Linked DNA regions of Homo sapiens: regions 1, 2, 3, 4 and 6 are each linked to region 5. Evidence: read pairs that join two places in POLR2A ChIA-PET (ENCODE). Cell type or tissue: CD4-positive, alpha-beta T cell. All regions are shown on one strand. Region 1 has its middle 84 kb from the start of ZNF217. Region 2 has its middle 110 kb from the start of ZNF217. Region 3 holds the start of LOC124904934 (a long non-coding RNA gene). Region 4 has its middle 67 kb from the start of ZNF217. Region 5 holds the start of LOC105372672 (a long non-coding RNA gene). Region 6 has its middle 160 kb from the start of ZNF217.

Region 1 (5,000 bases), 68 kb before region 5:
AAACATTTGCTTATATGTCCCGTGTATTCTCTTCCCACCCTAATCCCATCATTTCTTCTGACAGGAAACATGCAGTGATTAATAAAAGCGCCTCCTTGAGCACTGATTTATTTTTGTCTCTGAAGGAATTAGAGGTCAGATAGTCTCTTGATTATCTCGCCCTGGCCTGAGGCTGCTCATTCATTCAGTCCTTCCCTCAAAGGATCTCTCTTTCACCTCTTCAAAAGCCAACCCCTTCCTTTCATTTTGGAAGCCTTCAGTCAAAAAGGGCTACAAGTCTGTGGCCGGGGAGGACTCCCTGCTCCTTCTGAGGGGCATGGAAGCAGCCAGCAGCCTGTTCTGAAATCAGAACTCTATCTACATGAGACTCCAAGTCAGCTTAGAGACCACTAACATTCCCGTACCTAGGTCGTGAGGATAGAAGCATGCCTGGTGTGTAAGAATTTCAAGGTAAACAAGTCTTTGAAAACCAGTCTTAAAATGGCCCTCAGGGAGCGGTTAGAGTGACTGTACATTTTTGAGCTCAGCATCAGATTTTTTTCTTCTTCAAATGAACATTTAAATTGCCCCCTCTGCCATTGTATTGTAAGCACTATAATTAGCATGATTTAAACAATGCAGCCACAACGAAACCAGATTATTTATCTGGACTTAATCTAGAAAGAACAAAGAAACCCATTGAATTTGCCCTGAAATCCAATTTGATACATAAACATGAATAGGGAAAAGTCAACATTCTGGGTAACTTTAACACAATTATATGATTTTTAAAGTACAGTACTCTAGAAAAAGACAAATGTCTTTTTAAAAAAATGACATACATAAACTCACACTTGCCACTATTCTCACTTAGGGGCCTTTCTCATTCAGGAGAAAGCCATTCCAGCTGCTACATGAAAGATACTTACTGAAAACTGCTTTGTGTATCACAGCTGTTTGTGTATTACGACACCCTCCCAGATGCAGTGACCTCTAAACTGGCTTATTTAATCAAGATATAAATAAAAATAAAAAAAATATAGCCCAGAATTCAAAATGCCAAACTTCCAAGAGCCGATCATGTTAGAAGCAAAATCAGTAATGCTTCTACCTCTTCAGGCTATTTGCAACAAGACCCCAAAAAAGCTAGTCTGTTGAAAACACGGACTTCTCCTCCCACCCCTTTGTCATTTTGTTTTGGTAGGGCCAACTGTGTATCTCTTTTTCTTAATGTTACAATTGTTAAAATAAAAATTCATTTGACACAATCCAATTTTAGGTTTGTTTATTATTATTTTTAAAATATCCAATATGTTCAAGCTTTCTCTGCAACCTTTGCTTTCTGTTTAATGCTATTAATTATATTCTTGTTCTTGCTGCTATAAGCTGCCCCTATCGGCAGAGATTCAAGAGAGACTTGAAAGAGTGAGCATATTTATCAAAAGAGAAAAAAAATAAAGAAAATAAAGACAGCACGAGAGCATATTGGATACATAAACTGTTCTTCCTGAAAAGATAAATGATTTGGTAATGAATAGATCCTTTAGGCCATAAAAAATCCATTTATTTTCTTTTGAATTTGAATAGAAGAGATTTGCATTTTTTTCCTGCGCAGTTACACTTAAATTAAAATGCAGAGCATGAGGCTAGCATACAATCAAACTAAATAATAACTGGGGCATACTGTATTATTCATAAAAACAAAATTAATAGTTTAGGGAAGGAAATCATTGTGGTAAGAAAATGTACATTGACACCAAACACCTACTGTCAGAAGGAAAAATAAAGCGATGCAGACTACTTACGAACTGGTAATTGAAGTTTGGCATTTTATTTGGGGATGGGGAGCAAGGGTCAAGGCGTTTATCTTGTATGGAATCTACAAAGTCGAAAATGTCTGCTTTTCTGATAGCAAAGTGCTAAGAACATTTCTCTGTATTTTGATGTCTAATTATACAGAGAAAGAGAGTTAACAGTATTTTTTTTTTCTCAAAGCAGAGTAGAATCAAGATACTTTTTCCCCCAAAAAAACATACTACAAGTGCATGTCTTTCTGTAGCTGGTCTGACAGGCACGATTGGCCCAGAACAGGAAGGTTGAGCAACAGCCCTCCTAATCTTTATGCTTCTTCCTTTCTCTCAACCTTCCCTTCCCCCACCCCGCACACACAGGAGAAAGTATTCCGATGTCTTTGATTGCCACCAACCTACAGTGGAGTCGGCTGAGAGATGGGTCTCTCTAGAGAGTTGTTCCTGCTACTCTCTCTGGTGACGACAAAGAACAAAGCCCAGGCCATCACAGAAGGTTCAGGAGCAGTGAGGTCTTGAAAATTTGGGAGAGAGAGAGCAAGAACATTTTTTTGAATTGAGGCAATAATATAAGATCTTCAATGTACACACACCAAACTTAAAAAGAGAAACAGGCTGTGGCAAAGTCAAAATGCCTTCCCGGGGCCAGGCAGGTGGCAAAAGAGAGGCCGGCCACCAGGCGGGGGCCGCGGCAATCAAAGGGGGAGGGGGCAGGTGTCCCTTGCCCACAGCCCTTCTATGGCCTTGCGGCTTGGAGTTTGGACCTGGTGTGGCCAGAGCTCACATTTTGTTAAGGAAAGCCAGAAATCCCAATTTTTATGTAGAAGCTTTAGAAATGTTGGTGACTATTTCAAAATGTTTGAATACCATCTGAGCCAAAGAAAACATGACTGTAGCAAACCCAACACTTGTCCACCAGTTTCCTATCTCTCCTTAGGAAGAACATAAAAGTCCAGAAAAGGATTATTTAAAACACACTGGACTTACACCATCAGTTACCTATTAATAGCTTCTGAACAACTGGCTGATTAGATAAACTGACTGATAAGACAGACGCTTTACTTTTTAACTTTGTAATATGCCATTTATTCATTCAACTTTTTTTTTTTTTTTTTTTTTTGAAACAGAGTCTCCCTCTGTCTCCCAGGCTGGAGTGCAGTGGAGTTCAGTGCCAGGATCTTAATTCACTGTAACCTCTGCCTCCTAGATTCAAGCAATTATCGTGCTTAAGCCTCCTGAGGTAGCTGGGATTACAGGCGTGCGCCACTGCACCCGGCTACTTTTTGTAATTTTAGTAGAGACGGGTTTTCGCCATGTTGGACAGGCCAGTCTTGAACTCCTGGTCTCATGTGATCCATCCACCTCAGCCTCCCAAAGCGGCAGGATTACAGGTGTGAACCACCACACCCGGCCTCAACTTTTTTTTTTTTAATTGAATGTCTACTATGTACTGGGAACTGGGCATTGCATAGAATGCTCTTTTCCAGGGGGAAATACACCATCAGAAACCCATTATTTGGGGCATACATAGTTAATAATTCCAAGAATTTGAAAGGGAAAAATTTGAAAGGCAGTATTACCTCTTATATTATTAATAGTGGGTTGCTTATTATATACTAAGTAATTAAATCTTTGATTTAATAGATTTACATCTATTTAAAGGTACTCATAAGAATTTCCCAAGAGCTATTTGTATTACAATGTTCAACTCAAATTTTGCCTTCATGCTGCTTGAAACATTGGCTAATTCCCTGAAAGGGATATTCACGTTTATCTTTTGGCATTGGAAAATTGACCAGCTCACTGTATTGTAGGCATTTTTCTTTTCTCTAAAGTGATCCATTTCACAATACAACTAAGCATTTTTCCTTGAATACATTAAAGTGGAGATCTCAAGATAGTGAAGTGATCTCATAAATGGTTAAAAATTGCAGATATGGACCGGGCACTGTGGCTTATGCCTGTAATCCCAGCACTTTGGGAGGCCAAGATGTGCAGATCACCTGAGGTCAGGAGTTCAAGGCCAGCCTGGCCAACATGGCGAAACCCCCGTCTCCACTAAAAATACAAAAATTAGCCAGGTGTGGTGGCGTGTGACTGTAATCTCAGGTACTCTGGAGGCTGAGGCAAGAGAATGGCATGAACCCGGGAGGCGGAGGTTGCAGTGAGCCAAGATTGCGCCACTGCACTCCAACGTGGGCTACAGAGCGAGACTCCATCTCAAAAAAAAAAAAAAGAAAGAAAGTAAAAGTACAGGTATCAGGCTGGGCACAGTGGCTCACACCTATAATCCCAGCACTTTGGGAGGCTGAAGAGAGCAGATCACTCAAGCCCAGGAGTTCTAGACAAGACTGGGTAAAATGAGGAAACGCATCTCTACAAAAAATACAAAAATTAACTGGGCGTGGTGGTGTGCACCTGTAGTCCCAGCTACTTGGGAGGCTGAAGTGGGAGGAATGCTTGAGCCTGGGAGGCAGAGGTTGCAGTGAGCCATGATGGTATCACTGCACTCTAGCCTGAGTGACAGAGTAAGATCCTGTCTCAAAAAAAATAAAAGTTAACACCAGGCGCGGTGGCTCATGCCTGTAATCTCAGCACTTTGGGAGGCAGAGGCGGGTGGATGACAAGGTCAGGAGCTCGAGACCAGCCTGGCCAATATGGTGGAACCCTGTCTCTATTAAAAATACAAAAAAATTAGCCGGGCGTGGTGGCGGGCACCTGTAATCACAGCTACTCAGGAGGCTGAGGCAGGAGAATCACTTGAACCTGGGAGGCAGAGGTTGCAGTGAGCCGAGATTGCGCCACTGCACTCCAGCCTGGGTGACAAAGCGAGACTCTATCTCAAAATAAATAAATAAATAAAATTTTAAAATAAAAATAAAAGTTTCTTGCACATTCAGAATAAGGGTAATTTGGTATAACCTTTCCAAAAGGCAGTTAGGCAATATAAAACAAAAAATAACAGAGGTTCGCTTTGATGCAGATATATATTACCTTTAGGGATTTACCTTAAGGAGAGGCCGAGTGCAATGACTCACGCCTGTAATCCCAGCATTTTAGGAAGCTGAAGCAGGCTGGTCAACCTGAGGTCAGGAGTTCAAGACCAGCCTGGCCAACCGGGTGAAACCCCGTCTTTACTAAAAATACAAAAATTAGCCAGGCATGGTGACACACGCCTGTAATCCCAGCTACCTGGGAGGCTGAGGCACAAGA
Region 2 (5,000 bases), 99 kb before region 5:
ATTTTTGTTTTTTTGAGAAGAAGTCGCACTCTGTCATACAGGCTGGAGTGCAGTGGCACAATCTCGGCTCACTGCAGCCTCCACCTCCAGGGTTCGAGCAATTCTCCTGCCTCAGCCTGCTGAGTATCTGAGATTACAGGCGCATGCCACCACACCTGGCTAATTTTTGTATTTTTAGTAGAGATGGGGTTTCACCATGTTGGCCAGGCTGATCTCGAACTCCTGACCTTGGGTGATCCACCCACCTCGGCCTCCCAAAGTGCTGGGATTACAGGCGTGAGCCACCGTGCCTGGCCTGGCTAATTTTTTATTTTTTGTAGAAACAGGGTCTCGCTATGTTGGTCAGGTTGGTCTCGAACTCCTGGACTCAAGGAATCCTAAGGAGGGAGATTGGAGGCTGTTCTGGAACACATACCATCAATGTCTTAGGTAAGAATGGAGTCCAAGGCCGGGTGCAGTGGCTCGCGCCTGTAATCCCAGCACTTTGGGAGGCCGAGGCAGGCGGATCACAAGGTCAGGAGATCGAGACCATCCTGGCTAACACGGTGAAACCCCATCTCTGCTAAAAATATAAAAAGTTAGCCGGGCGTGGTGGCAGGCGCCTGTAGTCCCAGCTACTCAGGAGATTGAGGCAGGAGAATGGCATGAACCCGGGAGGCAGAGGTTGCAGTGAGCCGAGATCACGCCACTGCACTCCAGCCTGGGCGACAGGGCGAGACTCCATCTCAAAAAAAAAAAAAGAATGGAGTCCAAGACTGTCAAACACACTTTTGAAAAAGGAGGTGGCTCAAACAGATATTGGTACACCAGGACTCACCACAGCATTATTCACAATAGTGAAAATGTGGAAATAACTCAAATGTACATCATCAGATGAACAGATTAACACAATGTAATATATACATGCAATGGAATATTATTCCACCTTAAAAAATAGAATTCTGGGCTGGGTGTGGTGGCACGCCTATAATCCCATCACTTTGGGAGGCCAAGAAGGATCACTCGCGCTCAGGAGTTCAAGACCAGCCTGGGCAACACAGGGAGATCCCCTTCTACAAAAATAATAGGAAATATTAGCCAGATGTAGCAGTGTGCATCTGTGGTCCCAGCTACTTGGGAGGCTGAGGTGGGAGGATTGCCTGAGCCCTGAGCTCGGGAGGTCGAGGCTGCAGTGATCTGTGATTGTGTCACTGCACTCCAGCCTGGGCAACAGAGTGAGAGCCGGTCTCAAAAAAAAAAAAAAAAAGGGGAATACTGATATATGCCTCAACATGGATGAATTTTGAGGACATTATGCTAAGTGCATGAGGCGAGACACAAAAGGACAAATATGAATATTGTATGGTTCCACTTATATGAGATACCTAGAATAGTGAAATGTATAGAGACGGAAAGTAGAGTGGAGGTTGCCAGGAGGTGGGAAAGGGGCGGATGGGAGTTAGTGTGTTTTTTTTGTTTTGTTTTGTTTTTCTTGAGACAGAGTCTTGCTCTGTCAGCCAGGCTGGAGTGCAGTGGCGCGATCTCAGCTCACTGCAACCTCCGCCTACTGGGTCCAAGCAATTCTCCTGCCTCAGCCTCCCAAGTAGCTGGGACTATAGGTGCACGCCACCACGCCTGGCTAATTTGTGTATTTTTTGTAGAGACGGGGTTTCACCACATTGGCCAGGCTGGTCTCAAACTCCTGACCTTGTGATCCATCCACCTCGGCCTCCCAAAGTGCTGGGATTACAGGCCTGAGCCACCATGCCTGGCCGGGGAGTTAGTGTTTAACAGGGATGGCATTTCAGTTTGGAATAATGAAAAAGTTCTGGAGATGGATGGTGGTGGTGGGTGCACAATGAGGTGAATGTACTTACTGTCACTGAACCATGCCTTGAAAAATGGTTACAATGAGGCCATGCATGGTAGCTCATGCCTGTAATCCCAACATTTTGGGAGGCTGAGGTGGGAGGATTGCTTGAGCCCAGGAGTTTGAGAGATCAGCCTGAGCAACATAGCAAGACCCCATCTCTACAAAAAAAAAAAAAAAATAGAAAAATTAGCTGGGCATGGTGGTACATGCCTGTAGTGCCAGCTACTCTGGAGGCTAGGATGGGAGGATGGCTTGAGCCTGGGGAGGTCAAAGCTGCAGTGAGCTGTCACTATGCCACTGCACTTTAGCCTGGGCAACAAAGTGAAACCCTGTTAAAAAAAAGAAAGAAAAGAAGACAGGGGAGGGGAGGGGAGGGGAGGGGAGGGGAGGATGGTCAGACTGGTAGATTTTTGTCTCGTATATTTTACCACAATTTTTAAAAACACACTTAACTGAAAAAAAAGAGGTAGTTGGTGGAGGGAGGAAGGCAGGGACAGGAACTACATTTGTTGAGTGAAAATGACCCTGGACCAGTCAGCCTGTTAAGCCTTCCATGCGTATTATCTCATTTAATCTTTACAACGTCTTTAGGCTTTAGATGTGAGCCTAGTTTACAGCTGAGCAAACCAATGCTCACAGCGATTCAGTGCCACAACAAAGCTGTGATTCCGTTCCACATTCCTCTCTCTGCCCACACTATTAACCTGCTGCCTTTAACCCACACATCACCCCCTTGTCATTTGCTTGAGCCATCTGCAAAAACCACTCTCTCCCATGCTACTTTCAACAGAGTTGGCTGCCACGGTAGAGACCTTAAAAGGGGCTGAATTGCATAGGATGAATTCATAAAAAATATGAGCTCATTTGAATCTTGAAATCTCAATGGTATCATTTTCATTTTGAAAATAAGTCATGTCACTTGTTCCACACACAAATTCAGGTACTTTTCTGGACACTGGAGAGTGTTAAAGAGATAAAGAAGCCAGCTACTTGATGAAGAGCCTGATCTAATAGGATAATCAGATAAAGAAATCAAAAGCACCAACTCTGTGTCACAAGCATTTGCTCAGGATGCAGAGGAAGCTCAGAGGATCCCAGAGAAGGGGTTTGCAGTTACTCCTAAGAAACCAGAACGCTCTTCCTCCCTAGAAAATGTTAGTCACCCTAGAACTTAAACTGAGTTAAGCAGAACTCTAACTTGCAGTTTCTGACACACTTTCACTTCCCCACCCACCTTCCTTCCCACTGGTCAGTTTCCTGGGAAACATTCGCATTTGGAGAACAAAAATACCAATAACATGTCATTAGAATGTCATCAACATGACAAGAACATTTTGTTAAAATAATTACAAGTCCTAAAGTACATGTGACAATTATTTTTAAATAAAATTCCTTTCACAGCAGGGAGTCACTAATGAGATGCTTTGTGTGTGTATATGTGTGTGTATGTGTGCAGGTGTGTATTGTGTGCCTGTGTATATGTGTATGTAAATGTGTGAATGCATGTGTACGTGTATGTGCATGTGTGTGTTTGAGCCTGTGTGCATGTGTATGTGTGCGCTTGTATATATGTGTGTGCTTGTGTGTATGTGTTTGTGTGTGTGTGTGCTTGTATATATGTGTGTGCTTGTGTTTGTGTGTGTATGTGTGCGCATGTGTGTGTGAGCTTGTGTGTGTGCGTACACATGTATTTAATACAAAAAAGCATTTGATTTCTCAGGATGTTTATGCCCTGGGTCAGAACAGTGATTGAGGTTTAATATTAACTTTGGCACAATTTAGGTAAATTCTGTTACTTGGAAAGAATTAGCAAGGCCTCTGGGGTTTTGTGATGGAGACAAGATATCATGGTTGTAACAAAACCTCATTTTTGTTAACTTTGTCCAAGAAAGAATAGGATGCTGCTGTTTCAAGAGATTTCGGTTCTGGGTCTCAAGTCAAAGGAAGGTTTGAGAATGTGGTGCATCAGAACTCTTTGTACTGGCTCTGGAAAGCTGATTTTGCACATGTCTTTTCAACTCTATCCTCACAGACTGCAGTCTAAAATTAGACATGGTGGGAATATTTACACCGTGGAAACTGACAAACACAACCAAGACTCCTCTGCCTCCACCCACTAGAACCAGTTAACCAGAGTGCCACTGGTCTAGGAGTTATAAACAGTTACTTTATACAGTTGTTCATGGGTATACAGCTTACCCATGAGATCCTGAAATAGACTGTTTCTGCTCATGTGAACTGCACCTCTGTGGTTAGAAAGGATGTTACTGTAATTTATGATACAAGATGGAGCCCTTTTCTCTTGTTTAAAAATGCACTGAAAGGATGTTGCAGGCCCCAAATGTGGGTTATCATAGCTTGCTTAGAAAGGGGAATTTGTAAAAGGGGCAATCTCTAGTTCTGGCAAGAAACTCTATCTGGGCTCCCACTAAGGGATTAAGTATCACGCAAGTACATTCTTGCAGCAGACCGATTCAGCTGGGAGGAAAGTCTCGCCACAACCGAGGGGTTTAGAGGAAAATAACAAATTGCTTCTCAGAACTGGTAGAGAGGATCTTTCAATTCAAGAACATACAGACAGCAAAATGCACAGAATGTAGAGACAGGGTGGGTTTTTTATTTTTATTTTTCAGGGAATTGTGCTCACCACATGTTCTGGTTCCATGGACAGAGAACACATTTTATCCCATCTGTAAGTAGAATATTTAAGATTCCTGAAATATTTTGAGTTTCCAAAAGAATTTTATCCTCAATTGATGATGCCTTGGTGCCTGAGTTACAATCTTAGAAAAGTCATACATGTGGTGAAATCAAATGTTGCATATAGTTAAGAACTTACCTGCTTGTAAGGTGAAGTCGCATGAGGAAAATTGACTTACTCATTGTGACCAAGAATTTGAAAATTCAAGCAAACACAGCCTTGAGGAAAGAGATGTATGAATGCAGCTTGCCTAATATTGGTCTAGCCTACAATTATGTGCAGTTATTCATGTGTATCCTTGGACATTACAATAAAAATACACCCAGAAAAGGAACTTATTTTGGCTTCAGTGTCAAGCATGATTTAAAAATACGAAAGTTTGGCCAGGCATGGTGGCTCACGCTTATAATCCAAGCACTTTGGGAGGCCAAGGTGGGTGGATCACTT
Region 3 (5,000 bases), 240 kb before region 5:
AGAAGTCAGTAGCTTGCCGAAGGCCACACAGCAAATGTACAGCACAGCCAGAATTCCCAAGATGTTTATTCTCTTCTTGCCACGTGGCACAGCCTTCCAAACTGAGAGGAGGAAGAAGCAAGAGGGTTGCGTTGCTACCTCAAGGGGAATCTCCCACTTGCCAAACTCACAAAATCCCTATTCCCAAGGCCCACCGCCACCTCCCTGTCCTCCCAAGTTCCTTTCTTCCTTGAGGTCCTGTATCGGGCCCCTGCCCTTCTGCCATGTTCCGTCTGCCCCGTTCTAGTGGTGTGAGTTAGTGCTTCTCAGAGCTGTTTTCACCTGTAATCCTCCGGAGAGCCTTTTAGACTTTTTTTTTCAATTGTCCCCCATGATACTTCAATACCACATGTATACTGTTATCTGTTTTTGTATGGTACATATATTGTGTATTACGTATATTATTTTTTTTTTTTTGAGACGGAGTTTTGCTCTTGTCACCCAGACTCAAGTGCAATGGTGCGATCTCGGCTCACTGCAACCTCCGCCTCCTGGGTTCAAGCAATTCTCCTGCCTCAGCCTCCCGAGTAGCTGGGATTACAGGTGCCCACCACCACGCCTGGCTAATTTTTTTGTATTTTTAGTAGAGTCGGGGTTTCACCATGTTGGCCAGGCTGGTCTTGAACTGCTGACCTCAGGTGATCCACCTGCCTCGGCCTCCCAAAGTGCTGGGATTACAGGCGTGAGCCACTGTACCTGGCAGATAGATAGATAGATAGATAGATAGATAGATAGATAGATAGATAGATTTTTTTTTTTTTTTTTGAGATGGAGTCTTGTCACCCAGGCTGGAGTGCAGTGGCGTGATCTCAGCTCACTGCAACTTTCGCTTCCTGGGTTCAAGTGATTCTCCTGCCTCAGCCTCCCGAGTAGCTGGGATTATAGGCATGCACCACCATACCCGGCTAATTTTTTATACATGTATTTTTGGTAGAGATGGGGTTTCACCATGTTGGCCAGGCTGGTCTAGAACTCCTGACCTCAAGTGATCTGCCCGCCTCGGCCTCCCAAAGTGCTGGGATTACAGGCATGAGCCACCGTGCCCGGCCTATATTAATATTTTCTAAAGTGAGATTTTCTCATGTCTTCCCAAGAACCAGTTTTACCCCTTCAAGAGCAGTAGCATTTCTATAGAGAACATGCAGTGTCAAGGCTGGTAGCAGGTGCAGCCACAGCAGCACAGCATTGTCCAGGGCTTCATGTGAGCCTGAACAACTGCAAGAGCTGCTTGTGCATTCACCTGTCAGTCTTCTCCATATGTGTTCATGACCAGGTTCCATCCAGAACTGATAAGCTGTCCCCCTCCATTGACCTCTTCTTGAAACTCTTCTCCAATTCTATTTTGATCCTTGCCAATCTTTTCCCATCTTTGTTCACTTACGGGCTAGATGTCGAAGTGATTACAGCAAAGCAAAAAACATAGCAGGATGTTTGTTTTCTCTTGCAGGTGGCGAGATTACCCCTGATCATCGCAAAATCCATACTTTCTCAGCTTTTTAAACTTCTTCTAAACTGCCACTTTAATTTCAATACAGTGTTTCTCAGTTGCTGTTTCAAAAGAACATTTAGATTTTGAATACATACCAAACCAGCCCTTTTCTAGACTTCAGGAGAGGCAATCTTCACCAAACACTGAGCTAAATTCTTTTCAGAGATTATTGATATTTCATTTTTGCTGCAGCTGCTATTTTACACAGGAGAAAATGGAGGTTCAGAGATGTCCATTAATTCACCCAAGGTCACATGAGGATAAGCGCTGGTCAGCTCAGGCTGCAAATTCAAGACAGACTGGTTAACCATGATAATAAGCCATCACTTAATTTTAGTGTATCACTTCCCTCAAAGTGGGGAGGAGCACAGAAAGTAGAGATTTTAAAAGAGGAAGGAGGAATCTTTGTGCTTGAAATAAGTTTATTCTCCCAAACACAATAGCGTGATCCTGTTGCTGAGTATTACATAGGCCTTTTTAAGAGATGCACCTGATAACTGATGAAGATTTGCTACTCGGCCACTTACTTTACTGCTCTTAGCAAGACAATTCTCTCTTACTACCCAATTACTATGTTACAGAATGATTCCCTCAAAGGAGAATCTTCCCAATGACCACAAGGCTCCAAGGGGGAAAGCTTAACCTCTTAGCCTTTACCCAATGTGCCCAGAGACTTTCAACAGCTGTGAGAATGAGTTGTGTTTTCTCCGTTATTCAAATTTGCTTTCCACATAACGCTCTTCAGTTCAGTCTGCATTGTGTTAACCTTGAATAGTTTCTTTTATCCTTGTAGAATTAAGTAAACACTCCATCAGTTTCTTTCCATACTTAAGGAAAGAAAATATTTTACTTCTATAATGTTCTGTGATGTTTCTTTTTTATCATGTATGCACTAACGGGGAATATGCCTTCTGTAATGCTCTATATACAAATTTCCTCTAACCCTCACCACAACTTCCGGTTACTGGCTCAATACCTAGTTCCAAGATTAAAAAAAGGAAGCTCAGAGAAGTGAAGTGACTTGCCTGGGGGCACAAAGCTGGGTATTGACGGAAGAAGAATTCATGCCCACTTTCTGCTGGCACCAGGATTCATGTGCTTTTCACTAACACCATTTTCCCACGCGTGGCCAACAAACATATCAGTCAAAACTATCCTCTTTCAGGCATCTTTAGAACTTCTACCAGAAGCCTAAATTTTATATTTAGAATCCAACCAAATGACAAAAAAGAAAAGAAAAGAAAAGAAATCCCTTTACCTGACATTTTCAGTTCATCACTTTTTAGGTTCTTAAAACTGGCAGGCAGACTTCCAATTTCCAGTCCAGCAAGCACGAAGCTTGGGAGTCAGCACTTCATCCTAACAACAAGGAGAAGGCTAACCAAACTAAAAACCAAACAGTTCTTTTAGATTCTTATGGCAAGAGAGGTCATGGGGCAAACCATTACTCCCCAACCTGGAGAGACCAGCAGACGAATATCCGGAATCACAATTTACCAGGGCAGAAAGCTCCGTGGGAACCGGTGCCAGGGTAGGCACACCTGGGAGTTCGCCACCAGCCTGACCAACATGGAGAAATCCCGTCTCTACTAAAAATACAAAATTAGCCAGGCGTCGTGGCGCATGCCTGTAATCCCAGCTACTCAGGAGGCTGAGGCAGGAGAATCGCTTGAACCCGGGAGGCAGAGGTTGCAGGGAGCCAAGATCGCGCCATTGCACTCCAGCCTGGGCAATAAGAGCAAAACTCCATGTCAAAAAAAAAAAAAAAAGATTATTTTTTTACACCTGAAGTGTAATTGATTCATGACTGGAAGCTCATGTGTGGACAAGTCAGAAAGTTAAAAACTCCAGAGGCTGCATGAAAGACAACAAGAGAATGAGAAGATAAGCCACAGACTGAGAGAAAATATTTGCAAAAGACACAACTGATAAAGAACTATTATCTAAAATATACAAAGAACTCCTAAAACTCAATAAGAAGACAAACAATGAAATTTTAAAATGGGCCAAAGACCTTAACAGACATTTCACCAAAGAAGACACACAGATCATAGATAAACCATGAAAAGATGCTGCACATCTTATGTCATCTGGGCAATGCCAAGTATACACATGAAATACCATGAAATACCATGACAATGAAATACCATGACACACTTATTAGAACGGCCAAGACTCAGAACAACAACACTACCAAATGCCAGTGAGGATGTACAGCAATAAGAACTGTCATTCATTGTTGGTGGAAATGCAAAATGGTCCAGGCACTTTGGAAGACAGTTTGGCAGCTTCTTACAAAGCTAAACATAATCTTACCATATGATCCAGCAATTGTACTCCTTGGTATTTACCCAAAGAGTTGAAAATTTATGTCTATACAAAAATCTGCACATGAATGTTTATAGCAGCTTTATTTATAATTGCCAAAACATGGAAGCTACCAAGATGTCCTTTGGTAGATGAATGGATAAACAAATGTAATACATCCAGACAATAGAATATTATTCAGCACTTAAAAAAAAAATTGCTATCAAGCCATGAAACGACATGGAGGAAAGATAAGTGCACATCACTGAGTGAAAGTAGCCAATCTGAAAAGACTCCATACTGCCCGTATCCCCAGCACTTTGGGAGGCCGGAGGCGGGAAGATCACTTAAGGCCAGGAGTTTGAGACCAGCCTGGCCAACATGACAAAACCCCACCTCTACTAAAAATATAAAAATTAGCTGGGTGGGATGGCACTCACCTGTATTCCCAGTTACTCAGGAGGCTGAAGCGGAAGAATCACTTGAACCTGGGAGGCAGAAGTTGCAGTGAGCCAAGATCATGCCACTGCACTCCAGCCTCAGCAACAGAGCGAAACTCCTTCTCAAAAAAAAAAAAAAAAAAAACCACAGACATATCTCAGAGATATTGCAGATTCTGTTCCAGGCCCCCACAATAAAGCAAATATGACAATAAAGTGAGTCACACATTTTTTTCCCAGTGCATATAAAATTTATGTTTGCACTATTCTGTAGTCTATTGAATGTGCAATAGCATTATGTCTAAAAATATTTATAGACCTTAATGTAAAAATATTTTACTGGCAAAAAAGCTAATGATCATCTGAGACTTCAGACAGTTGTAATCTTCTTGCTGACAGAGGATCTTGCCTCAGTGGCTGCTGACTGATCAGGGTGGTGGTCGCTGAAGGTTGAGGTGGCTGTGCCAATTTCTTAAAATAAGGCTACGAAGTTTGCTGCTTCAACTGACTCCTCCTTTCACAAAAGATTTCTCTGTAGCATGAGATGCTGTTTGATAGCATTTTACCCACAGTTGAACTTTTTTAAAAATTAGAGTCAGTCCTCTCAAACCCTGCCACTGCTTTATCAACGAAGTTTATGTCATACTCTGAATCCTTTGTTGTCATTTCAACAATGTTCACATCTTCACCAGGAGTAGATTCCATCTCAATAAAATACTTTCTTT
Region 4 (5,000 bases), 51 kb before region 5:
CTCTACAAAAATAGAAAATTGAACTGAGTGTGGTGGTGCACACCTGTAATCCCAGCTACTTGGGAGGCTGAGACAGGAGAATCACTTGAACCTGGGAGCAGGAGGTTGCAGTGAGCCAAGATCATGCCACTGCACTCCGCCTGGGCAACAGAGCAAGACTCTGTCTCAAAAACAAAACAAAACAAAACAAAAGATATATTGATAATACTGTTTGGGGCACTGGAGAGGCATCAACTATTATATACATGATGTACTCTCTGGATGCCTAAGTCCTCACTCACAGCCAAGGCAACTGGAGAATTGTAGCAACCACACAACTGAGGTTTCTGGATTGGCAAATCACTTAAGATTGTCTCTTTTTTGAGATAGAATCTCGATCCGTCACCCAGGCTGGAGTGCGGTGGCACGATCTTGGCTCACGGCAACTTCTGCCTCCTGGGTTCAAGCGATTCTCCTGCCTCAGCCTCCCGAGTAGCAGGGATTACAGGCGCACACCACCATGCCCAGATAATTTTTTGTATTTTTAGTAGAGACAGGGTTTCACTATGATGGCCAAGCTGGTTTTAAACTCCTGACCTCAAGTGATCCACCCACCTGAGCCTCCCAAAGTGCTGGGATTACAGGCCTGAGCCACCTCACCCGGCCTCAAGATTGTCTTTTACTTGAATTATTTGGATGACTGTTCTTAATTTACCCCTTCATCATGCCCGGAAATGGGAAAGAGGAAATGTGTAGATTGCTTCAAATAACTTCTGAGCTATTGCTATGTCTCAGGCATTGTTCTAAATGTTTACCACAAAATCCTGCCCTGATGGAGCAGACATTTTAGGCTGAAGAGACAGGTACTGGCTGGGTGCAGTGGCTCACACCTGTAAGTCCAGTACTTTGGGAGGCCAAGGTGGGAGGATTGCTTAAACCCAGGAGTTCGAGGCCAGCTTGGGCAACACAGTGAAACCACTGTCTCTACAAAAAATTAAAAAAAAAAAAAATTTTAAAAAAAGAGACAGATAAGAAAAACACATATTGAGTGAGATAATAAGTGCTGTCTAGAGGCATCCATATATTCCATCTATGATGTTTTACAGATGTTATTTACCTGGTGACTGCCAAATACTCCCAATATAATCTTAATTATCTTTTTTTAATAGCACAAGGAGCTGGGTGCGGTGGCTCATGCCTGTAATCCCAGCACATTGGGAGGCTGAGGCGGGAGGATCACCTGAGATCGGGAGTTCGAGACCAGCCTGACCAACATGGAGAAAAACCCTGTCTCTACTAAAAATACAAAATTAGCTGGGCACAGTGGTGCGTGCCTGTAATCCCAGCTACTCGGGAGGCTGAGGCAGGAGAATTGCTTGAACCCAGGAGGTGGAGGTTGCGGTGAGCAGAGATCGTGCCATTGCACTCCAGCCTGGGCAACAAGAGCGAAACTCCATCCCAAAAAAAAAAAAAAAAGAAAAAGAAAAGAAAAAAAAGAAATAGCACAGGGAATACTGACCACATTTCTGCCTTTGTTCAGTTCAGATTGACAAATATTTGTTGAGCTCCGACAAGCAGGGAGAGGGACAAGGTGAACCAGCCCTTTCCTGCCCCTAAAGAGCAGCATAGCCACCAAGTAAACACATCATTTCAATATACTGTGGTAGCCCCTGGATAGAGGGAACTAAAAGTTGCTACAAAAACATGAATGCTATCTAGAAACTCCTGCATTTTCTCTTGAAGCATGTGAAGGAGTTCATCTGAAAAAGATGCCAAAAAGCCAAGAATCCAGCATCTACATCATCTTAGGAGGGAGCAGGGATAGGTAGGGAGGAGCCACCAGCTCTCGGATATTCCCAGATGCTAAAAGGTAAAGTGAATTCTTCTATAAGGATGTGTCTATCTAGCTGAGTCTGCAAAGCCTCCCCACAGTAAATCTGAAGTTGAGAATGCCAAAGTATTTGCTTTCATCTAACTCTTTGACAGACAAATAGAATACAAAAATAAAAACATCTCTCTTCTACCCTCATTGTAATCTTTTTCCTCTTTTCAAAATCTTTTAAACAAAATGCCTCTTTACTGTGAAATCTGTTCTATTGATTTGTTTTCATAAAAGATCTCTCTCCTAAAGAAAGGAAAAGCCATCTTTGATCTGACTTGACAAAAAGATCTAATCAAACAATAAAATCTATGAAGGAAAAAAAAGAAAAAGAAGCAAGCTTCTTTGAGCCACATCAAATATATGAAAGAGAAAATACTTCATTTAAATGCTAAAAACTAACACAAAACAGCTTGAAATGTAATAACCTCTCCTGAATAAGTGAAACCACATGTTGATCTGACATGAGTTTCTAAGACACAATTAAAGGTCACTTCGTGTACAAACATCTCATTCGGAAGTGAGAAGCTTGAATTGCTGTCAGTATTTTTGGCCACCACGGGGCAGGTGCTCCCACCTGGCACAAACCATATAGACGCCCCCAGAGGGAATGAAGGTGATACTCCACATACTGGAAGCTTCAAATCTAGCCGCGCCAGGAAATGTTCAGCCCTGGATTTCAGCTGTTTCTCCCTTGATGTCCTAACAGAGAGGACTAACTAAATGTGAGAATCCTTGTTGTTTTAGGAAGCCCATGGAAGTGGCTTTACTTAAAAAACTAAAGGCTTCCTTTCTGCTCTGTCTGTCTTTATGACCCACCAGGGTCCTAGGAGAGAAGACATTAGGGTGTTGCAGCCACAGAGTCACATTTGGAAACGTCTTCCAGCAGCTGGGATGTTTCAATTCAAGACTCTTTAAGGGAACACAGGGTATTTGGAAAGTGACTTTAAAATGCCCTGGCCTCCAGGCCTATCTCCTCTTACCAAATCCCTTTAAGAAAGGATGTGCTGGGGAAAGACTTCAAAGTGTTTCAAAAGGGAAATCACATCTTGAAAGCTTTTCTCAGAATGAGAAAGAAACACATTATTTGATTTGAAAGAGAAGTAAATCTTAAGCAGCAATGAAGGAGGATCAAAGAATAGGTTCATGTGAACTTAAGAAGTGATCCTTTCCAGCGGAACGTGACTTTACTCTTTCCGATGCCCTCAACGCATTTTGGGGATTGTAAGTTTACTCGAGAATCAAAATAAAGAGGCGAGCCAGCGTTCCAGAAAATCACGTGGTCTCCCCCGCCCCCCAATCTATTTTACAGCCCTCTCCAGCTTCGAACTCGCGCCAGGCTGTGCGCACCGACTTTGCGCTGGCGGCGTGGACGCTGCGGCCACTCGCGGGCGGCGTGGACGCTGCGGCCACTCGCGCGGCTGTTGTTGTTGCTGCTGCGTGGAGGCACGCCGCTCCTTGCACACGCGGGGCAATTCTCCGGTTGGGGAAGGAGGAAAATGGCTGAGAAAAGGACCTAAGAAAGCCTTCAGGGTGGGCCCCCATTTCTTCCTGCCCCGCCCACACCCTGCCACACTCTCCCGCCGTCCCCTCCCCACCCCCCCTTGTTCTTTGGACCTGACCGATGAAAAATTCAACTAATACCTAAATAGATTCTTCTTGCAAAAAAGTAAAATCTCAAAGCAAAACAAAACAAAACAAAAATTTGTTAGGGGAGAAATCATCTGTGAGGTGCCCTTTCCATTCTAGCTCCCTCTCCCCTCTCCGTTTCCCTAAATGTTATTCTCTATCGATAGACATAGAGATGTGGATATTACCTGTAGATAGATATTTTAAAATTGTATTTATTTCTTAAAGACACTTCCATAATCTAATATACAAAGGAATTCATAAACTTAAGAGCGGAAGTTGTCACATAAATAAAAAACAACCAATACTTTTTGATCAGTAAAATCACTGATTCGGCTGGGCGCGGTGGCTCACGCCTGTAATCCCAGCACTTTGGGAGGCCAAGGCGGGCCGATTATGAGGTCAGGAGATGGAGACCATCCTGGCTAACAGGGTGAAACAAACCCCGTCTAAACTAAAAATACAAAAAATTAGCCGGGCGGGGCGCCTGTAGTCCCAGCTACTCGGCAAGCTGAGGCAGGAGAATGGCGTGAACCCGGGAGGCGGAGCTTGCAGTGAGCCGAGATTGCGCCACTGTACCCCAGTCTGGGCGACGGGGTCTCCGTCTCAAAAAAAAAAAAAAAAATCACTCATTCTTTGTAAAGTCCAATAAAATTAAGTTTAAGTCCATTGGTAAGAATGAGTAAGAAAAACAAGAGGGAATGTACTTATAAACAACATCAAGAATAAAAGTAGATACATAATTACACATACGGGGCCGGGCAAGGTGGCTCACACCTGTCATCTCAGGACCTTGGGAGGCCGAAGTGGGCGGATCACTTGAGGTTAGGAGTTCCAGAACAGCCTAGCCAACATGGCGAAACCCCATCTCTATTAAAAATACAAAAATTAGCCGGGCGTGGTGGCACATGCCTGTAATTTTACACCGAGCTACTCAGGAGGCTGAGGCATGGGAATCCCTTGAGCGTTGCAGTGAGTCGAGATCACACCACTGCACTCCAGTCTGGGCGACAGAGCAAGACTCTGTCTGAAATAATAATAATAATAGTAATTACACATACAGAGCAACCTTTTGAAATTTTAAGTGACTGTTTTCTACAGCTGTGTACTGTTTGGCTTGAAAACCTAGCTTTGTCTAAGGAAAAAAACCGAATTACCAAAATCAACCCAATCCAGGTGCTGTATTTACACCTGAAAGTATTGCTTTTCTTTACCTGCTTGCTTGATGTAATATATATTAAATAGCCACTGTGGAAAATCACGGGAAATTTTAATATTTTCCTCAGAAGCTTGTTAGTTAATCCAACTCTAACCCGGAGAAAGTTGCTGCATTAACAGTTTCTCAACAGACAAAAAATGGCCACGAAAACAATGGCTAGTCTTTATTTGGGGCTTACTCTACACCAAACATACACATTAGCATATTTGGCCTCCGTAATGCCGCTTAAGGTTTGATACCATTGCTATACCCATTTTACAGATGGCAAAACTGAAGTGTGAAGAGGTACCCAAG
Region 5 (5,000 bases):
ACCTACTCTGCCTCCAACTGTGATTTCAGTATATACAGGCATCCATAAAGTCTAGAAACAAAGAATCTACGTCATTACAAACATCTTCAATTTGTAAAAATTAGAATACATATAATAGGATAGAGTATAATAGAATAAAGTAGGATAAAACAAAACAAAGTAAAATGAAATAAATTAAACAACACTGTGTCTCCAGACTTTATGAAAATCTTTTTCGTGGACTTGAGGATGTACCGAGCCAGTGGAGTGGCTGGATGAAATGGGAACTCCACCGCAGGAAGTGGTGCTTTTCTCATGCTGCTAATTAAGGAATGTGGAACCCTTCTTTCTGAGTCAGCTTGGCGGTATGTAGAATTCTGTCCTGCTCGGTGCTTACGTGATTATTGCATGAAACTTTAGAAATAAACCAGAGTATCTTGCCACTTAACACTTAAGAGGCCAGAGGTGGTGTGTGTGTGTGTGTGTGTGTTTTTAAATGGTTCCTAATCTTTAAAATGGTTAGTTGCAGCTGGCCTTTTATCAGCTGATCATATTTACAGCAGTCTCAGATGGCACGGTGCCGTCCCAAAAGATTTGGACCATTTAGAAGCTCACATTTTAAGGTACACAGGCTTATCATAGCATTCTGAGGATTCACTAGAATTACATGGCAAGAAAAACTTTTCTGTGGAACTGTTTACTATTCTTATTTTAAATTACTTTTTGGTAAAATAAATGTTAATTTATTTCAAAGGTAATATAAGTAGATTATGAAAAATAATTAGAGAAAAATAGAAAGTAGAAAAAGGGTCATACATATGCCATTATTGAAAAACAAACATTAAAAAAATTTTTAAATATAACCCATCATAGGATTAAGGGTAAAAAAAGAAAAAAAGAAACAATTTTAATAAAAATTTTGAAATGTATGCGAAAGTAGAGAGAATAATAAAAATAGTGTAATGAGTAACCCCCATATCTGATGCCCAGTTCTAGTTTCTTTTTCTTTTTCTTTTTTTTTTTTTTGAGATGGAGTCTCGCTCTGTCGCCCAGGCTGGAGTGCAGTGGCACGATCTCAGCTCACTGCAATCTCTGCCTCCCGGGTTCACACCATTCTCCTGCCTCAGCCTCCTAAATAGCTGGGACTACAGGCACCCACCACCACGCCCGGCTAATTTTTTGTATTTTTAGTAGAGACGGGGTTTCACCGTGTTAGCCAGGATGGTCTTGATCTCCTGGCCTCATGATCTACCTGCCTCGGCCTCCCAAAGTGCTGGGATTACAGGCGTGAACCACGGTGCCTGGGCAAGTTCTAGTTTCAAGATGTTAACCACCTTTGGTTCAATTCTCTTGTTTTTTTATTTACTAAAGTATTATAAATTCTCCTATGTCATGTCATTCTTCTATATCCTTCAGTATACATCTTTAAATATATATATAATGCATATTCTGTAATAATCCGTGCCATTATTACAGCTAATGAAATAAAATTTTTTTGTTTTCATATAATATTCAGTCTGTACTAAAATTTTTCTGATAAAATCAATTTAAATATTTTTATGTATATTACATCCTTTTTTCGTTACTAATAGAAAAAATTAGAGTTCATTAAAAATACAACTTTGCATCTCGGTTTTTTCATTTGCTATTATAAATATTTCCCAATGGCCTATTTTTCAAAGCTTTCTAATTCTAAAATGGCTGTATGTAATCGTGTGGGGATACATAACTTGGATGACTAACCACTCCTTTATTTGTGTCCCTCCACACATGCATGGAGAGTGAACGTGTATTGCTCTCCCCCTCGTAGTAAATCTTGTTACCACGAAGATCTTTGTTCCTAACACCTTTTCCTACATTAGGGCTGTTTCCTTAGGATTGATTCCAGGAGTGTTATTGCTGCATCCAAATGTATGAACATTTGTAAGGCCCTTGACTTGTCTCATTGAGTTGTTTACAAAAGGACTGTACCAATTTACACTTCCACTTACAAAGGATGAGAGAGCCTCTATTAAAATGTTTAAAGGCCGGGCTTTTCAGAGCTCTTATAAATCATTGGCTATAAGAGGCTGACTTAGGTTTGTCATATGGTCATAGTCATCTCAAAATAAATAAATACGCATTTTCTATAGCTATAAAAACATGGCATGCGCAGACTGCCAAACAACCACAAAGTAACTTTGATTAAAGGAGGAAACTGGTCTACTTGTTGAAAATGTGGTAATGAGATAGTTTCCACCCAGCCGGGAAGCGTGGCCCGGAGGGGGAGGGGAGCCTGCATTTCTTCATGCCTCTACCCATCCTGAAGAAGGTAGAAAGGAACAGGTCAGCGTTCTCTTCCTTTACTTTGTAATTTTTTTTTAAGCTGAATATTTAATTTGTTTCCATATGCCTGAGTTGATGATGCCAAAATACGGTTGAAAACTAGCAGAAAACTTCTCGTGGCAAGGGTTTCCTGTAAACAAACCCCATAGTACTGGGTAAGAGAGGATTAGGGCAGAGCCATTTTAGCTGCGACTCCCAATTCTATTTTGTTTCCTTGGGGACATGCTGTTTTTATTTGTGGGCTTCAAATAAAACTGCTGCAGAAACTGTTTATTTCTGTTCAGAGCATTCTTATTTTCTTTAAGGAATATATCAGTTACAAATCTTTGTAGAAAGTTCAGCTGTATTGGTTTGGAGAAGTTTATGTGTCAGTTTTTTTTTTGAGTCAAGAAGAAAGGAAAAACTCAACTACTGTTATGTTTATATGAGGACAAAAAAAAAAAAAGGAAGTTGATAAGAAAATACTTAGCATGACAGTCTTTAAAATCCAGCATCTGAATTTTTAATTCCTCACTCCCCTCCTTTTTTAAGAAACAGTACAGGAAAGATGGTCTTATTATCCTTGTTCGCATTTCACTGTTTTCACCCCACTCAACCAGGACGAAGTCATTCCTCAAAGCAAGTAGGAACAAAACATAATCTCTTAAGATATTTTTAAGAGGACATGCTGACTTGGTCTTTGTAAAAAAAAAAAAGTCAACAAAATGTGCTAACCACATTAAAAAAAAAGTTGTTAAAGGAGCCAAAGGGATTAGCCCTCATTGAAGGGCTGTATGAGAACAGGAAGCCTTCCGGGGCGAATCCTGGCTAACGTCATTTTGGCGGACGTTTATTGCGTATCGCCATGTGCCAGGCACCGTTTTAAGGCTTCATGGTGATGAGGGCATTTAACCCTCGGGACACGCCCATTCTGCAGGTGAGGCTGGGAAGAAGGTGAGGCCAAGGCCCGGCTCTCCCAGCGGCTGAGGGCGGCGGCAGGATTTGAATCCAGGCGGTCTCTGGAGACTGGGTTCTGAGAAAACCCGCTGTGTGAGGGCTGGGGGGACCGCTTTAAGCCCTCCGCTGGAAGCGGTGAAGAAGCTTTGGGCCAACGCAGTTCGGAGCGCCAGTGTAGACGCGTGGCTTCAGTTTGTCCTGTACGCGGGTCAGGGGTGTGGCTCTGACCCTAATCTCATCTCCGGCCTTCCCCAGTCTCCGGGCCCTGTGGGAGGGTGTGGTTGGGGAGGACACACCTACCTGGAGCCCGTCGGTTTCACCTCTTCTGCGGTGGGGTCGTCCGCAGTTGCCCTCTCTTTCCTCCTAGGCCTGGCTCGACCTCCACTTTGGAGAAGATGCTCCAGGAACACTGAAGGGCAGGTCGTCCCCGACCTTCTATGAGGATTGCCCAGCTCAAGGTATACTCTTCAAATAATTCCACTTGCTTTGTCTACACGGGGCGATCTAGCTGATGATTGAGCGACTCAGGTTCTGTAGGAGACGGATCCGGGTTCAGATTTGATCTCTTCCTTTCCTGCTCTGAACACCCTCCGGTATAAGCGCCCCTGGCAGGTCCCTGCGCGGGTGAAGGACGCGTCTGTGGGTGTCCGCCCTGGTGTGCAGAGCGGGCAGGTTCTGCGGCCGCGGGCGGTGGTCGTGATCATAATGGCGTGACTTAACTGAGCGCTGTGTGCCACCCCCCGACTTCCCCCACCCCGCGCCCGTTACCACGAGTGAGGTCTTGCTTATTCCTCCCAAATTCACTTGTCAGCGAGTACTATTTTTTAAATTTTATTTTTATATTTTAATTAATTAATTAATTATTTATTGAGACGGACGGAGTCTTGCTCTGTAGCCCAGGCTGCAGTGCAGTGGCGCCATCTCGGCTCACTGCAGCCTCCACTTCCCGGGTTCAAGCGATTCTCCTACCTCAGCCTCCCGAGTAGCTGGGATTACAGGCACACGCCGCAGCACCTGGGTAATTTTTTGTATTTTTAGTAGAGAGGGGGTTTCTCCTGACCTCAGGTGATCCGCCCCGTCTGCCTCAGCCTCCCAAAGTGCTGGGATTACAGGCGTGAGCCACTGCACCCGGCTATTTTTTAATTTAATTTTATTTTTTGACATGAAGTCTCAAATACAAAAAAATAATTTTTGTATTTTTAGTAGAGACAGGGTTTCACCATGTTGGCCAGGCTGGGCTCGAAATCCTGACCTCATGTGATCCGCCCACGTTGGTCTCCCAAAGTGCTGGGATTACAGGCGTGAGCCACCGTGCCTGGCATATATATATATATATATATATTTTTTTTTTTTTTTTTTTGAGACAGAGTCTCGCTCTGTTGCCCAGGCTGGAGTTCAGTGGCGCGATCTCAGCTCACTGCAACCTCCGCCTCCCGGGTTCAGGCGATTCTCCTGCCTCAGCCTCCTGAGTAGCTGGGACTACAGGTGCGTGCCACCGCACCCGGCTAACTTTTTGTATTTTTAGTACAGGCAGGGTTTCACTGTGTTAGCCAGGATGGTCTCAATCTCCTGACCTCGTGATCCGCCCGCCTCAGACTCCCAAAGTGCTGGGATTACAGGCGTGAGCCACCGTGCCCAGCCTATTAATTTTTATTTTTTATTTATTTATTTTTTTTAAATAAATTGAGATAGGGGTCTCGCTATGTTGCCAGGGCTGGTCTTGAACTCCTGGACTCAAGCAATCCTCCTGCCTCAGGCTC
Region 6 (5,000 bases), 140 kb before region 5:
GTAATAAACAAAGCAAAAATAGTCAAGTTCCTGGCAAGACTTACAAATGCTTCTGGCACGTACCTGATGACAAAGGCAAAATGAATCCCTTCCCAAAAGTCTTAAGTAAGGATTTGGGGTGCATTGTGCTTAAGTAAGCCTCCTCTCTGGATATTTTATTGAGCTTATCGAGATTTTTTCCATAACTTTTAGTACAAGATGAATCCTGGAGGAGATGCTTGAATACAACCTGCTAGGAACTATACTCGCCCTCACTGAAAGGTTGAGTAAAACAGACTAGGAATCCTAAACTCTCTGACCAATTGTTTACATGCATGAGTTAGCCTTTTATGCATTTTCTCCCGCATCTATAACACGAAGATTGTTTACTCTGACAACCTCCCGGGTTGCTAAGAGAATCGAATAAGAAATAATATGATAATAGTGCTTTGAAAAGGACAGTAACAAAACCTAACGTTTCGATCAAGCTTTCAAAGGACCTTTTCTTTATTTTATTTGATATATAGAAACAAAATGTTTTTTGTTTGAGCCTCATTTAATATGGACATATTCTAAAAGGTGATGGCACACAGACTGTTTCTAACACAATCCTGTAGCCTGAAAGCCCCAGAGACACTGACGAATTTTGCCAACAAGAAGACTATCTTATAAAGTTAAAAATCCCAAACTTAAGAAAATCATTTCCCCCTTGACAAGTCTTAATCAAAATCTGCCCATGCTGGTCATTTATTCTTTCAGCGCATGTGATTGAGATTCCAGTAATTAAGTATGCTCTTCTCCTAAGAAAAGCCTGTTTCAGGTTCATAACCAGGAAAGCTTCTCAACCGGAGGTGTTGCCGGCAGCCACCATTTGTTGAATTACTGGTGTCCCTGCAAGTGGAGATGAGGCAGAAGGGGGGTGCCTGTTCCCAGCTTTACCTACCATCACCACCTTCCTTGGGCTCCTCTTTCTCTTCCTATTTTCTACTTAACCCAATTTATAAGGAATAAGTTAAACAAAAGTAACAAGCAAGTAGTGAAACTTCACTTAAAACAATCTAAAAGCCAGAATGCAACCTGATTGTTTTACAATAGAGTAACCAAAGACCCCAATTTTTTTGCGCACAGTCTCAAGCATCCTCAAGGGCCTAGTGTATCTCTCTTAGGCTCTGGAAGAGGCTGGTTTTTAAACAGGATTGTTTTTCTTTAATATTTAAAGATATTGTTTTATGCTTTCATCTAGTATGATGTGTATTTTAAAGAATAGAATGTAAACAACATTAGTCATTTGGATGTTTCCTATGCTTTAAATACACATACACACATACACACACACACACACACACACACCACCACAGCAGTAAGCTGAAAGAAGAGTTAATAACTTTAATAAAAGTTAAATAAAAGAAGAGTTAATAACTTTAAACAGAGGTCGAGAGAAAGCATCAAACATTTATTTTTTGTTCAACAGGGAAATTTCAATACTGCTTTATGGAGTCTACCTCGTTCCGGGCGGGGTAGAATTCCAGATTGGCTTCCAAACATGATTTCACGAGGAATGCCTCGAACCAGGAAGTTCTTTCATGTTCTGAAGCCTCCTGATTCTTAGAAATTAAAGGGCTTTCTGTTTATTATGTAGTTGTTTGCTTGGGTGTTTGCTTTTGCCAGTTGACTTTATTTATTTTTATTTTAGATTACAGAAGTAAAGGAAAAACACTGTAGTATATATGACTGAAAATAGAAACTCACCCTTCTCTCCCTCTGACATGGCTTTCCCCACCCCCACCCCATTTTTTATTTACTTCCTGTGTTAATGGTAAGAGAGTATTCTTCTCGTCCTTTTTTAAATATTTTTACACATCTAAACACACACACACACGTGCAGATACATGTCCTTTTTTTAAACGTAGAGGAAATCATACAGTATTCACCTTTCTACAACTGTGTTTCAATCAACAATATTGCTTGATGGTCTGTCCTTGGCCAAACCTATAGCCTATCTTATTCCTGAGGCTTTTTTGAAGACTTTTGCTCACTTAAAACCACGTTGATTTTCCACTGCCTTCTAGAGGCAACCTCACCTCCTCTCAAGGAAGCTTTCAAGCACGCAAAGCAGGCTCACTTCCTCTCTTGGCTGGAGGAAATTAGGCCTTCACACTTTCAGAAATAGCATCACTGTACCCCATTGCCTTATTCTGGTCTAAGTATCCAACAGACAAATTATCCTTTTCCTGTTAGCTGTGACTTTGAGTTTTCAGGACCGGAGCAGTTCCTAAAGTCAGAGAGAGAGAACGGTAATCATTTTTTACAGGGAGTGTGTCTTGATGGAGACAGAGGTTTAACCAGTGACAAACTGCTCAGCACAGCCCTGCCTGGCTGGAAAAGCATCTGTTTTCACTCCCTCGCCTGGTTACTAGTGGGTTCTGTCGCCTCATTCATAAAGATGAGATCGCTGAAACAACAGGCAGCCACAAAGCTCCAGGAAATATAACAGCATGCAGCTCCTCTCCAAGGTGTGAGTCTGTGTGTGTGTGGTGTGTGTCCATGCATGTTTCGCACGCACACTTACAGCTGCAGCACGGGGCTTAGAAAGATGTTCTGCCAGAGAAAGATAGGAATCTCCCTAGCAGCAGGCAAAACAGCCCAGGAATTGGAACAAGGCCCAGTCAGCCTCCTTTACTCCTTCGTTCATGCAGTTAATAAGCATCAGTCTACCTCTCTTAAGAGAGCCTAGTGGTTAGAGACTCAACTCAGAACTCCGATCCCTGGATTCCAGTCCAGGCACTGTCACTCACCGGCGCTGGTATTTAGTGTCTCTATTCCTCAGCTTTAAAATGACGTAAAATATACATCCAAATTTATTATCCAAACCCTTATAGCCCAATACACTTTGGAATTCTACACTTTTTATATTTTAGAAATGTAATGCGGTGCCTATATCTGATATTACATTGCACCTCCAGCGGGGTCGGGGCAGCACTCCCTGTACCATCTGATACATCAATATATCCACAAAGAAACATACAAAGATCTGGCCAGGCGCACTGGCTCACGCCTGTAATCCCAGCACTTTGGGAGGCCAAGGCGGGCAGATCACAAGATCAGGAGTTCGAGACCAGCCTGGCCAACATGGTGAAGCCCCATCTCTATTAAAAATACAAAAATTAGCTGGGCGTGGTGGTGGGCGCCTATAATCCCAGCTACTTGGGAGGCTGAGGCAGGAGAATCGCTTGAATCAGGGAGGCAGAGGTTGCAGTGAGCTGAGATCGTGCCATTGCACTCGAGCCTGGGTGACAAGAGCAAGACTCCATCTCAAAGGAAAAAAAAAAGGAAAGAAACATACAAAGGTCGCATTAAATGTGAGAAATATAGGCCGTGCTGGGATTACAGGCATGAAATATTTCTCACATTAAACATGGCGAAACCCTGTCTCTACTAAAAATATAAAAATTAGCCAGGTGTGGTGACGGCTGCCTATAATCCCAGCTACTCGAGAGGCTGAGGCAGGAGAATTGTTTGAAACCGGGAGGTGGAGGCTATAGTGAGCTGAGATCGCACTACTGTACTCCAGCCTGGGTGACAGCGCAAGACTCTATCTCAAAAAAATAAAAATAAATAAAGATTATTAGTAGGCGTAGAGAGCCGAATAGAGTCTCCCTGCTACTCCCAAAATTCATGTCTGCCCAGAACCTCAGAATGGTACCTTCTTGGACATAGGATTTTTGCAGATGTAATTGAGTAAGATGATATCATACAGGATTTGGGTGACCCTAAATCCCTCAGGAGGACTGGAAATCAATTTTTGACATTTTCAGTTTCTGTGGTGAAAAACCAATACTGCTTCCTACCAAGAATAACAGGGGAGAAACTCCCCAAGTTTAACAAGCAGGTTCAGATGGGAGACCAAGGATAAGTGCCCCCTACAGTTGATAAAGACCCCTAATCTCAGAACTTTCTGGACACAGAAAAGCAAGAACTTGGATAACTGTTTTTTTTTTTAAATCTAATGCAGCCTACACTGGCCAAAGACCCTGTTTAAATACTTTTTCAACGTTGTCATTTAAATGTAAGACTCAAATCACTGATAGGTGTCCTTAATTTCTAGAAAAGCCTTAGGTAAAAGATTCACCATACCCCTGGAATATATTATTTTGGTGTGGGTGGCACTGTTGTGTAGCTGTTATTTTCCCAGGCTCTGCCTCTGTCTTTGAGAGCATCACTTAAGCTCTGTAAGCCTTGATCTGCGAAATCGGGATGAGGATAATGGCAGACAACATTTACCAAGAGCTTGCTGTGTGCAGGCAGTAGACTCTGTCTCACACGCCTTCTTACTTAATCATCACCATCATTATCCCCATGTTGCATATGAGGCCCCTTCTTGACAACTGCAGAGGGGAAAACCAACAGCACTATTTTCTACTTTGAGCTGTGCTACACCACTGCTTGTAAAGTTTTAACAACTTACCTAGCAACTGACAAACTTACACAGCTAGTGAGCAACAAACTAGATTTGAACCCAGCTCTTATCCAATCAGTGCCTCCTTTTTCTTGTCTGTACCTCTACCTTGTAAAATCAGAAAAGCACAGAAAGCACAGGAAGCCATATGGCTGAGAGCACACACACACACACACACACACACTCACACACACAGATGCGCACACACACAGACACACATGCACACACACACGCACACACACACGCAGACTGGTATTACTTTACTTCTGACAAGTTCTCTGAACAGCAGTCATAGCACTCTTTATTCCTCTCTTTTTTTTTAAATAAGTGCCCACTGTCTGCCAGGATTTTAACCACATCATCCCTATCCTTGCCACAAGCCCTGTAGTAGACATAGTTGGTTACCAGATCTGTACTTTACTTGAACATACTTCAGTGTAATTAATCAGCGAGCTAAACTATCCATACAGTGAGTCTAAGCTTGGCTGTATAATAAGAGGGGTCAGCTAATCAGCAATGAAGAATATGTTGTTCAGGATGGTTCGCAAGCACAATGTTAGAAAGG

The links. Peaks named below come from ENCODE experiments on the same cell type or tissue, not always from the same donor. Only the 100,000 strongest peaks of a DNase experiment are listed, where the experiment ranks them.
Region 1: POLR2A ChIA-PET joins it to region 5 with 10 read pairs; 21 of 35 experiments call an interaction of 5 or more read pairs at or near these places.
Region 2: POLR2A ChIA-PET joins it to region 5 with 31 read pairs; 17 of 35 experiments call an interaction of 5 or more read pairs at or near these places.
Region 3: POLR2A ChIA-PET joins it to region 5 with 12 read pairs; 14 of 35 experiments call an interaction of 5 or more read pairs at or near these places.
Region 4: POLR2A ChIA-PET joins it to region 5 with 35 read pairs; 24 of 35 experiments call an interaction of 5 or more read pairs at or near these places.
Region 6: POLR2A ChIA-PET joins it to region 5 with 14 read pairs; 21 of 35 experiments call an interaction of 5 or more read pairs at or near these places.

Annotation. Positions count from the first base shown.
Region 1 is chr20:53,675,331-53,680,330 of GRCh38, reverse strand. No RefSeq gene overlaps it. Among named protein-coding and RNA genes, the nearest start is that of ZNF217, 84 kb to the right of the region's middle. In CD4-positive, alpha-beta T cell, no CTCF peak of the experiment used is centred here; a DNase peak (open chromatin) is centred at 2,120; H3K4me3 peaks cover 290 bases.
Region 2 is chr20:53,705,952-53,710,951 of GRCh38, reverse strand. No RefSeq gene overlaps it. Among named protein-coding and RNA genes, the nearest start is that of ZNF217, 110 kb to the right of the region's middle. RefSeq lists an enhancer at 2,900-2,949. In CD4-positive, alpha-beta T cell, no CTCF peak of the experiment used is centred here; DNase peaks (open chromatin) are centred at 2,501, 3,101 and 4,221; H3K4me3 peaks cover 297 bases; H3K27ac peaks cover 2,129 bases.
Region 3 is chr20:53,844,832-53,849,831 of GRCh38, reverse strand. It overlaps LOC124904934 (a long non-coding RNA gene), which reads right to left and starts at 4,349. Exons shown (of 4, transcript XR_007067664.1): 1 at 4,276-4,349; 2 at 1,624-1,809; 3 at 1-101. RefSeq lists a silencer at 2,459-2,518. In CD4-positive, alpha-beta T cell, no CTCF peak of the experiment used is centred here; DNase peaks (open chromatin) are centred at 2,491 and 4,461.
Region 4 is chr20:53,658,546-53,663,545 of GRCh38, reverse strand. No RefSeq gene overlaps it. Among named protein-coding and RNA genes, the nearest start is that of ZNF217, 67 kb to the right of the region's middle. RefSeq lists enhancers at 2,225-2,284, 3,205-3,264, 3,275-3,334. In CD4-positive, alpha-beta T cell, no CTCF peak of the experiment used is centred here; DNase peaks (open chromatin) are centred at 2,405 and 3,225; H3K4me3 peaks cover 1,647 bases; H3K27ac peaks cover 1,444 bases.
Region 5 is chr20:53,607,052-53,612,051 of GRCh38, reverse strand. LOC105372672 (a long non-coding RNA gene) reads right to left here and starts at 3,698. Exons shown (of 3, transcript NR_134576.1): 1 at 3,541-3,698. RefSeq lists enhancers at 1,233-1,282, 3,223-3,542. In CD4-positive, alpha-beta T cell, no CTCF peak of the experiment used is centred here; DNase peaks (open chromatin) are centred at 311, 2,211 and 3,121; H3K4me3 peaks cover 2,335 bases; H3K27ac peaks cover 2,638 bases.
Region 6 is chr20:53,748,627-53,753,626 of GRCh38, reverse strand. No RefSeq gene overlaps it. Among named protein-coding and RNA genes, the nearest start is that of ZNF217, 160 kb to the right of the region's middle. RefSeq lists enhancers at 2,338-2,839, 4,783-5,000. In CD4-positive, alpha-beta T cell, no CTCF peak of the experiment used is centred here; DNase peaks (open chromatin) are centred at 1,786, 2,086, 2,476 and 4,646; H3K27ac peaks cover 2,683 bases.